Regions from separate parts of the Homo sapiens genome. Here region 1 is linked to region 2. Evidence: chromatin contacts called from ENCODE Hi-C or POLR2A ChIA-PET data. All regions are on one chromosome and are shown on one strand. The core of a region is the stretch at or near the end of the contact, and the rest is flanking DNA. Distances in the headings are between cores, read along the strand shown.

What was found. Hi-C counts contacts between places; a loop is a spot of excess contacts on that map. ChIA-PET counts read pairs that join two places held with the same protein, here RNA polymerase II (POLR2A). Pooled maps may share reads with other maps.
Region 1: a loop to region 2 is called in a pooled map, with 6 times the contacts of the local background. The contact joins the enhancer-like site here to the promoter of TMEM218 in region 2. A Hi-C loop is called at or near these places in 2 of 50 pooled maps. POLR2A ChIA-PET finds 5 or more read pairs at or near these places in 2 of 52 experiments (activated B cell and naive thymus-derived CD8-positive, alpha-beta T cell).

Annotation. Positions count from the first base shown.
Region 1 is chr11:128,717,530-128,723,587 of GRCh38, reverse strand. The region is part of intron 1 of FLI1 (Fli-1 proto-oncogene, ETS transcription factor); the gene reads right to left. Among named protein-coding and RNA genes, the nearest start is that of SENCR, 25 kb to the right of the region's middle. RefSeq lists enhancers at 4,401-4,610, 5,129-5,648. Within about 2 kb of position 2,972, at least 11 of the 41 ENCODE cell types and tissues checked have a DNase peak (open chromatin) inside an H3K27ac peak, as active enhancers do.
Region 2 is chr11:125,109,844-125,116,874 of GRCh38, reverse strand. It overlaps TMEM218 (transmembrane protein 218), which reads left to right and starts at 5,249. Exons shown (of 5, transcript NM_001258244.2): 1 at 5,249-5,336. It also overlaps the pseudogene KRT18P59. RefSeq lists enhancers at 4,655-4,834, 4,197-5,109, 5,465-5,554 and a silencer at 4,925-4,994.

The sequences.
Region 1 (6,058 bases), core at 1,723-4,222, 3.6 Mb before region 2:
CTTCCCCTTTCTTTCCCATATGTCACTGCTTCATGGGGCTCAGCACATATATGGCAGCAGGAATGCACCTCTTTTATTTCTTTTTCTGGAATGTCTCCATCCTTGTGCACAAATTTCCTAAGATTACCCATAGTGTTCCTGCTCACCATGCTTCTTGGGTTTCTGATGTTTGCAAAGACATTGACTCATCACCTGGAGACGTAGACACCCATGGAGATGGGCCTTCCTGCACCACAATGTACCTCCTCCATGAAGCCCTCCTACATGAGTCCAAGCCCACAGGGAGCTTCCATCCCGCCTACACTGCCTGAGCCCCCACTTGCTCCTCTCTTCTCTTTAATTGTGCCATGGTGCCAGCTGTCATGTTGTTATGGAGTGAGTGTTTGTGTCCCTCCCCAGACTCATACATTAAATCCTAACGGACAATGTGATGGTATAGGAGGTGGGATCTTCAGGGGGTGATTTGATCGTGGAGGTGGAGCCTTCAGAGCGGGATTAGTACCCTAATAAAGAGGACCCAAGAGAGCTAGCTTGCCCTCTTTCTACCACGCAGATACACAGTGAGGAAGACAGCCCTCACTAGAACCCGATCATGCTGGCACTCTGATCTCAGACTCCTGGCCTCCAGAACTGTGAGAGATAAGCATTCACTGTTGATGAGCCACCCAGTTATGGGACTCCATTACAGCAGCCTGAACAGCTAGAACAGGGATATTTTTCCTCCCGATTGTTTGGATTCTCCCCCACCCCGCGGTTCCCAGAGCTCGATAGGAGAATGACTGCACGAGGTGTTTCCGCACGGCTTTTCTGCACACTGGCCTCCATCCCTCATTCCCCAGGCTCTGTGCTTTCCCAAAGGGACTTTACCTCATCTGAGTAGCTCCTGATCTAGCAATATTAATCCACCACATCTCAAGGACTGTCATTTTTGTTATAGAATACATCTTTGATAATTTATACATTTTTGGAAGATAGTTGCACTTTCCTGTGGAGGTCACGCAAATCTCTTGGTTCAAATACAGGTTAAAAATGGTAAGATTCTCCCCAGCAGACAAAGCTGCATTGCCTGAAGTCTGAGCAAGCAAATCCTGCAGTGTTTGCTGGCACTCTGGGCAGTGGGCACAGCAGGAATGGCATTGTGAGGGCCACCTCTGGCTAAGCAGCCAAGGTGTCCATAATCACCAAACTGGCATCTCCAGGCTGCTCTGCTCCTTGCCTGAACATCCTCCTCCTGCCCTTCTCCCTTCTCCGAGAAGCATCCCTTGACCTTGTCAGCTTTTCCTCTGCTTTCTCCCCTTCCTCTCCTCCATACCCTGTCAAAATGTTTCAGGTTTTCCATATTCCCAGGACCTTGCTAGGCTCAGCCATATAGTAAATGTCATATAGTCGTGTGTCAAATGTCATATGGTTAAGTCACGTCAGGGGGTAACTTTTACATTTTTACATGAACCTCCTGGACGTTCAAAGGAGTGAACCCATGGCAAGGATTTCAGGCAGACAGAAACGTGATGGAGGTTTCTGCGGGGTGGGTCTTTTGGAGCATCCTACCATACTACCTGGGCTGCCTCCCTCTAAGACCAGCTGCAGACAGACAGGAGAAGCATTCCCACTACTCAAGATGACCAGGGAGCCTCTGACTCTAGCCACTTAGTGGGGCCTTCTTAGGCAGGAAGAGGAGGGAAGCAGATCCCTCAAATTAATACCTGGCCTGAGTCACTGGGCTTGGGATTCAGAGTTTGGAAAGTCACCCAAATGCCTTCATTCCCAAACCTGACCTTCTAGAGAGCCTGGAGCGGGCAAGCTTCAGATTCATTTGTGTCAACATGTTGTTTGGTTAATGTAGCTGAGCATCTAGGCCCATTTTCTTAGAAACAGGAAATCCCAGAGTGCCAAGAGTAAACATCCCAGCCCCCAAAGGTTTGGGTTCATGTAGGAACTCCCTGACCACAAGGGTCTGTGGGTCTGTGTGCTTGAGCCAGGCATGCTCTTGCACCCATAATTGATCTTGTATAAAGAGATGGTCTCTCTACAGCTCAGCAGCTGGACTGTGAGACTGAACCATGCTTGAGGCTGGTTGGGAATAGGCTAAGGACAGGGTCACAATTTCAAACATAAAGCAAAAATGTATTAGGGCCTTTTATAACTTGACAGGCATCTCCCCTGCAATCCCCACCACAGACTCTTCAATTCTAGTTTCTTCTCTTTTTATTCTTTGTTTCTTCTGTGACAGCAGGGACCTCGTCTGTCTTCGCCTCCATTCTTCCATCCCTATATTCTACACCGTGCTGAGAATAGGAGGTGCCAAGTACAGGCTGGCGGAATGAATGAATGATTGAGTGGATGGCACCATGTGAATCAAGGCAGCAGAAGAAGGCATCCCTGAAGGGCTTGACCATTCCAGCTGTCTGTGGTGCATCCTACAGGGGTGAGCTCCACATAGTTACTAGTCTTAAGGGGCTCACAGAGAATTAATTCTCTCTCACGAACTTGCCAGCCCCTAGTTGGCAAGGACAGATTCTCCAGAAGCTTCTCTGGATTAGTTGAGAGAGCTCAGGTTAGCTGGGGCTGGAGGAGAAAACACTGGCTGTGCAGAACTTGACTGGGTGGAGGGGGAAGGGCCGGGGGTGGCCAGAGGCGGCTTCTGTTGCACAGAGGTCCGGCTTGCTCGCCAGACAAAGAGCCCTCAGAAAGCACCTTCCCCACCTCCGCCACACACAGAGAAGGCGCAGAGGGCCTGGCCTCTTTCTTACAAGGAGCCCGGCTGACCCTGTTGCTGTGAGGGGCAGAAAGAGAGGCAGGCAGCTGCTTGGAGACGCGGGAGTCACTGAGCAGGGCCCGCGGAGTCTGACAACGGAAGAAAAGAGGCAACCCTTCTATTATTAGTGGCTGCTTTCCACGTATGTGTAAATCAGACAGCCTATGCAAAAAGAGGCCTCCTGGTAGCAGGAAATTCAGAGTTGTGGGTGTCTTTGTGCTATCAGATCGGGCCCTGGGCTTGCCTGCAATCCGGTCTTGGACGGGCTTCCATCTGGGCTGCATTAAGAGGCACAAGGAGGTGAGCGAAGGCCCGGCTTGGCCTCCCCACCCCCCAGTGTTTCTGGTTTTATGACTCTAGGGGGACTTTGTGACTTTTTAAACATCGTCTTTTCAGCATTTCACGTGGGCTCCTTTTTAGAGCCTATACTGAAGATTTTATGAAAATACAAAAGAGATAAGGCTGCGTCTGTTACAAAATGCCATCCCAGGTCCAGAAGCTGGGCATAACTAAAATAATATATACTATTCCAGAGCCCAGGACTTGACTTCCGTGTTTAGTGGTTTGCTGTACTTCCATCAGAAGTAGTGATATAGTGTAATATTTAATGATACAGGAACATGGCCGTAATTTAATATAAAGAGAATAAAAGGAGGTTACAAAGCAATATGATTCTGGCTAGATAAAATAATACATATATGTCTATATATTTGCATTATAAAGACCGGAAGGAAGGGCACCAAAATATGAATCGGCTGCTTTCTGTATTGTGAGACTATGCGTGCTTTTACATTCTTATTTTGAAATTTTCTATACGTTTTAAATTTTATACAAGGATGAAGTGACACTTCTGCAATCATTATTTTAAAGAACTTAAACGATGCACGTAATGAGTTTTAAAAAAAAGTAAGCCAAGAAACAGAGAAGAAGTAGTAGCACCTGCAGGATGGGCTTACTAACTTAGTCCTGTTTCTCAGCAGCCTTGGGTGGGTTTTCCATGTCCCTTGTCTCCCATGGCCCTGACTCCCTCTCCTCCCTTTTTCCTTGCCCTGCATAGCTCTTGTCCATTTCAGCCGGTGACTCCATGCTGCTGGAGCACCTTGCTTTCTCACAGCACTGACCTGCCCAGCGCCTTGCCCTTGCTTGTCCCAGGAAAGCAAATGAGGCCCCAGAAACATGAGTAGACGGGATGAATGTAATTCAGCTCCCAAAATTTGCAGTAAGTCTCCGTTGCCCTTCAAGTCCACCAGAGATCGTGCCAGTCCTTAGAGCTTAGACTGAATGCAGAGCCCTCGCTGTCTTTGTATAATGCACTCTTTGACAGCTAATTAGGTGGATTTCAGCAACTTCACAATGTCACATCTATCAGAGGCAGGCAGCCTGAGACTCCCAGGGGAACTTATTCAAGCTATAAGTAAATAAATATTACAGATTTTACACACACACACACACACACACACACACACACACACACACGGGAAAAGGGGAGAAAGAGTACACACACACGCAGACCATTTTGTCCTCACAACATTACGAACTGTTTTTTTTTTTTTTAATCTAACTGATGAGGAAACTGAGACTCTGACAGGTCCAGTCACATGGCCGGAAATGGCAGAGCTAGAATTTGAACAGGGTCCTGCCTGTCTCCAAAGCCTGGACTCTCCACCAAAATGCCTTCCCCTCTCCCATACTGCAATCCAGGCAGGCCACTGTGGGTGTAGTGAGTCCCAAAGCTCCGTAATTACAGGGTTCAACTCTGCCTCCAGAATAACCATGACAAAATTTGTGGAAATGTTCACAACAGCTCTTTACTTCCAGGTTCTGAGATCAGAAACGGAAGTTTCAAAATACCGAAAGTTCGTTTATGTTGAACATAGTGCTTAGGCTAAAAGCAGGAAGTCCAAGAAAGCCTGATCTCATGAGATTTTTTCAGCCCAATTTGGATCCACATCTGCACTTCTGGATTTTCCACTGAGTCTAACCTCAGCTGCTCTGCTGGTCTCACCGAGTCTGCACCTCCAGCATGGGGCACAGATAAATAACACAGTCGACTGCTATTCACTAAGATTTACCCAGGGATTGGCCTCTTGAAAAGTAGTGAGCTTGGACAGGCAGTAGAAAGGAACAATTGAAATTTGAAAAATAGGCATTTCTTTTCATAAAGCTAAAAAAACCCAAACCAAAACAAACAAAACTCTAAACAATAACTCATCCAAATAATGGTCTTGCTGTTGTCTCCAGGTGCAGGAAACAAGTGAAAAAGAATCTTACCACCTACTCCTTCCCGCCCCAGTCCTGGTTTCTCCATTGGTCAGTATCCGGCCAGCAGAGGGGAGGAGAAGGCAGTGGCACTTAGTGGTGTGCCTTGGGCTGCCAGCTCTGGGGGAGCCTCTGAATGTTGGGGAGACTCATTCCCGTATCCCCACTCCCATAGCTTGAGGCACTTTGGAAAGCAAGTTTCTCATGTTGCAGATGAGGAAACTAAGGTTAGGAGAAGTGGAAGGATTTGCTCAGACCACACACATCTAGTGACGGCAGGAGCTGGGATTAGAACCCAAATCCACAAAGATGTGGCCTCTTTTTTGAATCATAATAGCTGCCCTGCCTACCTCTCAGCATTTGAATGGATTAACGGACATGATAGGGTTTGCAAATGACAAACATAAAGTAAGTGTTAGTTGCTGTATCTTGACATATTCCAGGTAGTGGCTCAGTTAGTCTTGCTGGTGCTGTATTTAATTTGGGTCCCATTCCAAGTGTAGAGTTTTCTGGGGATGCCATTATCTATGAGGCTTCTCTGCCAGGAGGGCTCAGAGGCCCCCAAGGGAACACTCCCTATACACACAACATCCCCAGCAACACCTTAGAGATCCTTTTGGGAACATCTGGAGGACTTCTGGATCACAAAGATCTACAGTGCACTGTGGTGTGAGCTCCTCTATTCAGGGACTAGAACTCATTCTTTTGAAGCACAATTTCAAATCAGCCACACCCAACTGCAACAGTCCAGGAGAGGTAGTAGACCACATCTTAGAGCCACCCCTTTTCAACTTCAGGCACCCAGGCATGCAGGGGTTACTGACTTGCTTTGTAAACCTGTTCAAACTAGGTGCAAAGTGGATGTAGCATGACACATTTAGCAGATGTATGGCCTGGAGTGAATGATTTAACTTCTCTGAGCCTCAGTTTCCTCATCAGAATGTGGTAATTGCAATATATACTCCTGGGTTGGCAAGGGAAGTAAAGGGGATGTTTATAAACCGCCTGGCATGCACACAAACAAAGGCACTTCCTGCCTGCCCT
Region 2 (7,031 bases), core at 4,000-6,499:
AAGCCCAAGGATTCATAAATTGATGCATGCCGCACTGCAGTTGTGGAATGAGACATGAGATCAAAACTTGGAAAAATTTTGATGAATTCTCCTTGCTTCCAGCCTATGTAACACCTATCCCATCATAAGATAAACTCTACATGAGGAAAAACGCAGTCTGGAGGAAAAAAAACTGGGACCAGGGTAACTGGGGTTCTAGTATTAATACCACCTCCGTCTACTGACTACGTGGTTTTAGGCAAGAGGTAACATAGCTCTATCAGTGTGAGATCTTTAAATTAACACTAAATGATTTCCAAAGTTTGTTTCAATTCCAACAGTTTATCAGACATGATTCATTAGGAATCTCTAAGGTAGTAAGAATTAAAACCTTTACTTAAAGGGCCTAATAGTAAATATTTTAGGCTATGGGCCATATAGTCTTTGTGGTAACTACTCAATTCTGCTGTTATAAAGCAAAAGGAGACATAAACAACACATAAACAAATGAGCATGCCTGGGTTCCAGTCAAATTTTACTTATGGAAATCAAAATTTAAATTTGATATCATTTTCATATGTCACAAAGTGTTTTTCTTCTTTTGTTTTTTTTCAGGCATTTAAAAAGGTAAATATCATTCTTAGCTTGCAGAATGTACAAGCTAAGATTAAGCCCACAGGCCATATAGTTTGGCAACCATTGGTCTATAACATCAGATGAATATTATGATCCAGAAAATCATGGTGATAATTCTGGGTGGCCTTGGAAGGTCAGTAATTTGGCTTCAACTACTGACAACAGTCGTTGAAGATATTTTTGTTTACTTGGTTTCTGAATTAGCAAAATTGAGAATTAGCAAAATTAGTAGTTTTTGAGCCTCAGCCAATGACCAACAATTACTTCAGTTTTTGCTATATTTTCAGACCTGTAGAAATGCTAATGTAATCACACAAGAGATTGTGTACAAAAAATTCAGGGCTCACTGGCAGAAAAAGTTTTGATAACTATAAAATGAGCAAGAAAACTTTATATCTTCTCTTGAAATCACTCCATGCCCTTGCTAACCTAGTGGCCTCTTCGTACTCTTCCCCTCTACTAGGCAGCATAACGAGTGATTTTACACATTTGAGGAGGAAATGAAACACTGGTTTTTGTCATTATTGCTTTGAATTTTGTTTGTCTATGACAGAAGAAAATAAGTTAACAAAATGGCATGCATTCATATATGGCACCTATGTGCATTATACAAGTATAGTATGAGGAATACATACACAGTAGAGATGTGGAGCAATGCGTAGAGGTGCTGTATAACATGGCATGGGGAAGACTTTTTTTTTTTTTTTTTTCAGATGGAGTTTCACTCTGTTGCCCAGGCTAGAGTGCAGTGGCGCCATCGTGGCTCACTGCAACCTCCGCTTCCTGGGTTCAAGAGATTCTCCTGCCTCGGCCTCCCCAGTAGCTGGGAATACAGGTGTGCACCACCACATCTGGCTAATTTTTGTATTTTTAGTAGAGACGGGGTTTCACCATGTTGGCCAGGCTGGTCTCAAACTCCTGACCTCAGGTGATCCCGCCTCGGCCTCCCAAAGTGCTGGGATTACAGGCGTGAGCCACCATGCCCGGCCAGGGAAGGCAATTTTTTAAAAGAGAAAAATTAGATGATCAAATAATCAGTCTTTTTTAGAGTGAGGGACACAGTTTTGATTCTGAGACAGCAAAGATGAAGCACTATGATGACGGCACTTCTCTCAATCTCATTGAGAGGATATGATATCATTTAATCAGAAAACTATTAATAACACCCTGCTCCTAGTTAAGGGGTGCATTTGGGGAGTACTTGGGAGGTGGATCCCCTCTTAAGAGAGAGAAAACCTAATAATGTTATATCCATTCAGGAAGACGTAAAAAACTTTGGAGTACTTCCTCATTCATGTCCGTTCTTTTACTTACCAATTTATTTTTGACATCCAATGACTTCTGAACTTTTTATTGGCTTCCTGCTCCCCAAAGTGTACCCTGCTTCTGCTGGCTCAGCGCCTCAGAACTTTGGTGTTGTTGATCTCAGACACCACTTTGTCATCCGCTATCCTGGACAGTCTTTTGGATGGTTTGCATAGAGTTGCTGTTGTCCAGGGCATCGCCACAATTGAAGTCCTCCCCATCTTCCAGCAGGCGGCAGTAGTAGTAGTAGCGGCAATCTCAGCCTCCCGCTTGACCTTGATGTTCAGCAGGGCCTCATACTTCTGGGCCTGGTGCTGCCCTTCTGCCTGGGCCTGTGCCAGCTCTGAATCTAGGTGCAGCACGGCCCCACTGAGCTGCTCCATTTGCATGGCATAGCGGGCCTCCACCCACCTCAGGCTGTTCTCCAGGCTGGCCTTCAGATTTCTCATTGAGTCTAGGTTGATCTCTTAGGACTGAACTATACATCTCAGCTCCATGAATGTTGTCTCAGCAGCTCCTATTTTGGTGGACTGCGTGGTGACCACTGTGGTGTGTTCCTCAGTCTTCTGGGACCAGTACTTGTCCAGCTCTTCTCAGTTCTTCTGGGCCAGCTCATCATACTGGGCCGGGAGGTCTGCCATGATGTTGCTGAGGTCCTGAGATTTGGGGGCATTTACCTCCATGGTCAACTCAGAGCTGGCAATCAGGGCTTGTAGACCTTTTACTTCCTTCTCTTGGTTCTTCTTCATGAAGAGCAGCTCCTCCTTGAGAGCCTCCATCTCTGTCTCCAGCTGTAGCCGAGTGACATTGGTGTCATCAGTGACCTTGTGGAGCCCACGGACGTTGCTCTCCACAGACAGGCACATGACCAGCTCCGTCTTATACTTGACTCTAAAGTCATCAGCAGCAAGACGGGCATTGTCAATCTGTAGAACAACACAAGCATTGTCCACAGAATTTGCAAAGATATGAGCCCTCAAGTCCTTGATGGTCATGAAGTAATGCCCCCAGGCTCTGACCTGGGGTCTCTTCTTCTCCAAGTGCTCTCAGATTTTGCTCACCAGCCTCTGACTCTTGGTCACCAGAGTCCTCACTCTGTCCAGGTAGGAAATCCAGGCAATCATTCAGGCCTTGCATGGTATCCTTCTCATTCTGGATGTACCCCATTCCTTCCAGACCCCTGGCATCCCTGCAGCCAGGCCTCCAGACCCCCAGCCACTCCAGAAGCTGGTGGAGAAGGACACTGAGGTCCGGGAGCCCAAGCCCCTGAGGACTGCATAGACTTTGGCTGTGCTGCTGATGAACTGGACGCTGTGGCTGTGTGGCTGGATGGAATGCAGGGACTGGTAGTTGGTGGAGGTGGTAAAGCAAATGGTGAAGCTCATGCTGCCTAAGGAGAAAAGCGAGAGGACAGGACTCAAGTTCTGTTGAGCCATGCCCATTTTTAATTTATAGCTTAACTGAAGCCAGTATGATCATTAGAAGTGTAAGGAAGTTAACTTTTCCAATCTCAAACTTTGAACTTTTGACCACTTTCCTCCAAAATATTAAGGTCTCAGAGCCAGTTCTGACCAGCTTGTCTACACATTACTTTCCATCATTTGTCTCCATATTATTCTCCAGATACTCAGTGCTCATTCTTGCCTTGGCCTCTTTGCTCAAACTACTTTCTCCTCCTGGATTCTGTTCCACCTTTCCTGTTCCTACTCATATGCTAGGACCCAGCATTAGTTCTAGCTCTATGATAAAGACACACACATTAATTCCAGCCATAACAAAATATCCCCCAAATAATACAAGGGAAGAAGTGCTCTGGAAACTACGAAATGTTCTGCAAATATGAAGTATTATTATATTTTGGAGAAATTAATTGTACAATAGGGTTGGCCCATTGTTATATCTTGCTTTAAAGTGTTTCCTACTTGTTTCATGTGTTGTTGACCTAACATTACAAAACCACGGGCTATTAAGATGGGAGTCACATCTCATTTCTTGTATATCTTCGCAGTTCCTAACAGAACATAGCTGCAGTCAACACTCAGTTCCAGTGAAATGAATTCATCAAAATAAAGGATTTCTTAGCCACAGAGCTTCTCACTGGGCCAAGTAATGTTAAGTTGCTAAACGCACAACAAATCATTGGTTACTTTATGTGATTGTAAATGAAGCCTCGAAAGTTGAATAAATTTGAGACGTGCAGTTGATGAAATTCAAGCATCTTCTTCTTTTTGGTTCATAAAGCTGTGATTCAGGAGAATTCCTTAAATCAGAGATTCAGTGCTCTAAGATTGAATAGGTTGCTTCATGATATTTCTTAAAATTTTGTTTAAGGTCAAAGGTTCAAACGGTGCAGCTCTCCAATTTGGTATTGATTATTGTTTGTTTCCCCTTCTTGATTCAGTGGTGGAGCACGCAGCCTCTGTCCTACTTCCTTTGGTTGTCCTGATTGATGCATCTTTTGGTCTAACAGGCCATAGCCTCAAAGCAAAGTCATGGCAAGCTTTAGTTGGCAGTTAGGTAACAGCAGTCTGCCAATAGCGTGGGCCAGCTCCAGTTCCAGCAGCCTGGCGGCAGAGGGTTTACTTGATGGACCCTGGGCCTCTTCCCCAGTCTGTCCCGTGGGTAGAATGATCTTTGCCTTTGTCTGTTTCGCAAGGCTAATGGAAGAATTAAATACCAAATAAAACAAGTCGAGATAAAGATAAATGAAGCGTGCCGTTATTACAACTGGTGCTTCGTCCTCAGTTCCCTCCAGGAGGGTTGTTGGGGACACTTAATGACCGGGCCTGAGCTGACTTGTCCACCACATCTTGCGCCCCACTCGAGCTAGTGGGTTGGGGATTGAGATGTTCATCAGGCCCCGGAAAAGGCATTGATGTCTAGATGACTGTGCAGTTCTCTGGAGTTCGAGATCTGAGCTGCCTGGCCCTGCTGCTTCGCTGCCTGGATGGGCAATCTCTATGGTGACAGCGAGTGAGGCCGGAAGAAGTCTCTCTCTTCCGCCCAACAACCCGCCCTCAGGCTAGACTGACCAATGGCCCAATGAGTTACGGAGAGATGGTGTGATTGACAGTGGAGTGGCGGGGGGGCGGGGAGTGCAGCTCGGACCGCTGCTACCCAACCGAACTGAGGTCGGTCCAAAGGCTGACAGGCACCGACCAATCGGAGGGCGTAACGAAGGGTGACGAGCCAACCCACCGCGCTCGGCGTTGCCGGGAGCCGCGCTAGGCGTAAGCTAATGAGGAAGAAGTTGGCCGTTGAAAGAGCAACGCTGATTAGTGAATCTTAAATCACCTAAATGAAAGCCCACTTGTGATTCGCCCTAAGTAAACCAGAGCCCCGTGGGCTGGAACGCGCCGGAATCTGAGGTGTGAGTAGAGCCTGGGGGAGAGTGGATCCAGGTGAAGGGGGCAGAGGTGAGGAAAGCGGGGCGGCTGCGGGGAAGGGAGAAAAGTGGAGGGTCGGGCTGAGGTGGTTGGAAGAAGGCGTGGGCGGACGGCGGTGCACGGACCTCGCAGACCACCCTTACCGCTGATCTGGACCCAAGGCCCGGCTAATAAATACTTAATTGGAGGCAGAGAAGGAAGGACTGTTTTGTTTCATGCTCTTAAGAAAAGGAAGTGTCAGTGCCTGATTCAGATCTCTTATGACCGAGACCTTAATCCCTCTCTAGCTCCTGGGAGGTGGCCAGGTGCACATTCTGAAGACGAGACATGGGGGGCATTGTTTTCCTGTCGCCAGTTTGAATCTGCAACAGGGTTGGGGAGAAGCTTAGAGTTCAAGTGGGGTGTTCCCAGGCTGCAGTGCTGTGAGATCCAGAGAGCGGATAGACCGAGGCTCTGCAGCGCTTCCAACCCACAACACCGTCCAGGAGAGGGATGCAAGGAAGAGACCTAGGTTTACTGATCCTCCTTTTTCTATCAACGTGTTAAGAGCAGATGCTACATCGGTGGCATTTTGGGAGCTTGGCAACTGATTTTTTCCCCAGGCTTGCATTTTATCTAATTACAAAGGTAGAGGCGTTATTCTAATATTTTAAAATTCAAAAGATAGTGAAGTGTTTAAAGTAGAAACATAAAAGTGTGAAAGTAACCCCCCCCCCCCGTTATTTTTGAAGGTTTGGAAAACAGCTATAAAGCAAAGTGAAAAGGACTCTTCCAGAGGAGCACTTCACTCCTTGTAACCCACTGTTTTCTGTTGCTTTCAAGGGCTTGAGTCAGTGTGAAAATCGGGGGATGGGTGAGATATCTCCCTCCAGCAGCAGCACTTAGGCCACATTACCCTCTGAGGAATCCACATTTGTCTTAGATAGTAAGTCATCTTATAAGTCATCTTATAATGGCAGTTAGTATTCTCGCTCATGATGATCAACCTGGTGATGAGTACCGTATTTTTAATCCATTAGGTTACCTGTGCAGGGATCAGTCCATTTATTCCTATTTTCTCTGACAGCTGGATGAAAGGGTATGTAGAAACAACCATTAAATGAACACACACATCTAAAAGGTTTTGAACAAACTCTCTCAGAGAAAAACCTCACAGCATTGAGCACAGAAGGAAAACATTAGCCCTGTAGTTGCTTTTGTTGTCAGCTGCTGAACTGTTCAAATTTAAATTATTTTTTTTCACTCCAGTCTACCTGCTTTAAATGCCACAGATATTAAGTAAATGGACTTACCCTTGAAATCGGGTTGGCCAAGCCATCACTTCTCAAAGAAGGTTTAATGATGGCATGAACCCGTTTTTATATTTTATTGTATTGTACTCAATAACAATAATTTAGCTATTCTAATATGGGAAATTATCACAGATATTATTCTCACATTTAAATAAGATAAAAATGACTAGATGTTCTCTCTTCCTCTATAGCAGCACTCTATACTATACCCAGCCCTTCTTTTCTATGCTTAGTAAGAAAATGTATAGTTTGCTTATAAAATTATGAGCTCCATTCTTAAAAGAGCTTGGGAATATTTATCTTATTACTTTAAAGCCATACCATATATAAATCCAATGTCTCACGAACTCTTAAGCTACTAAGGGGGATTGAAGGGCAACATTTCTAATGGCGCCAGCCAGCTTCAACTACCATTTGCCCTCTATTCTAACTG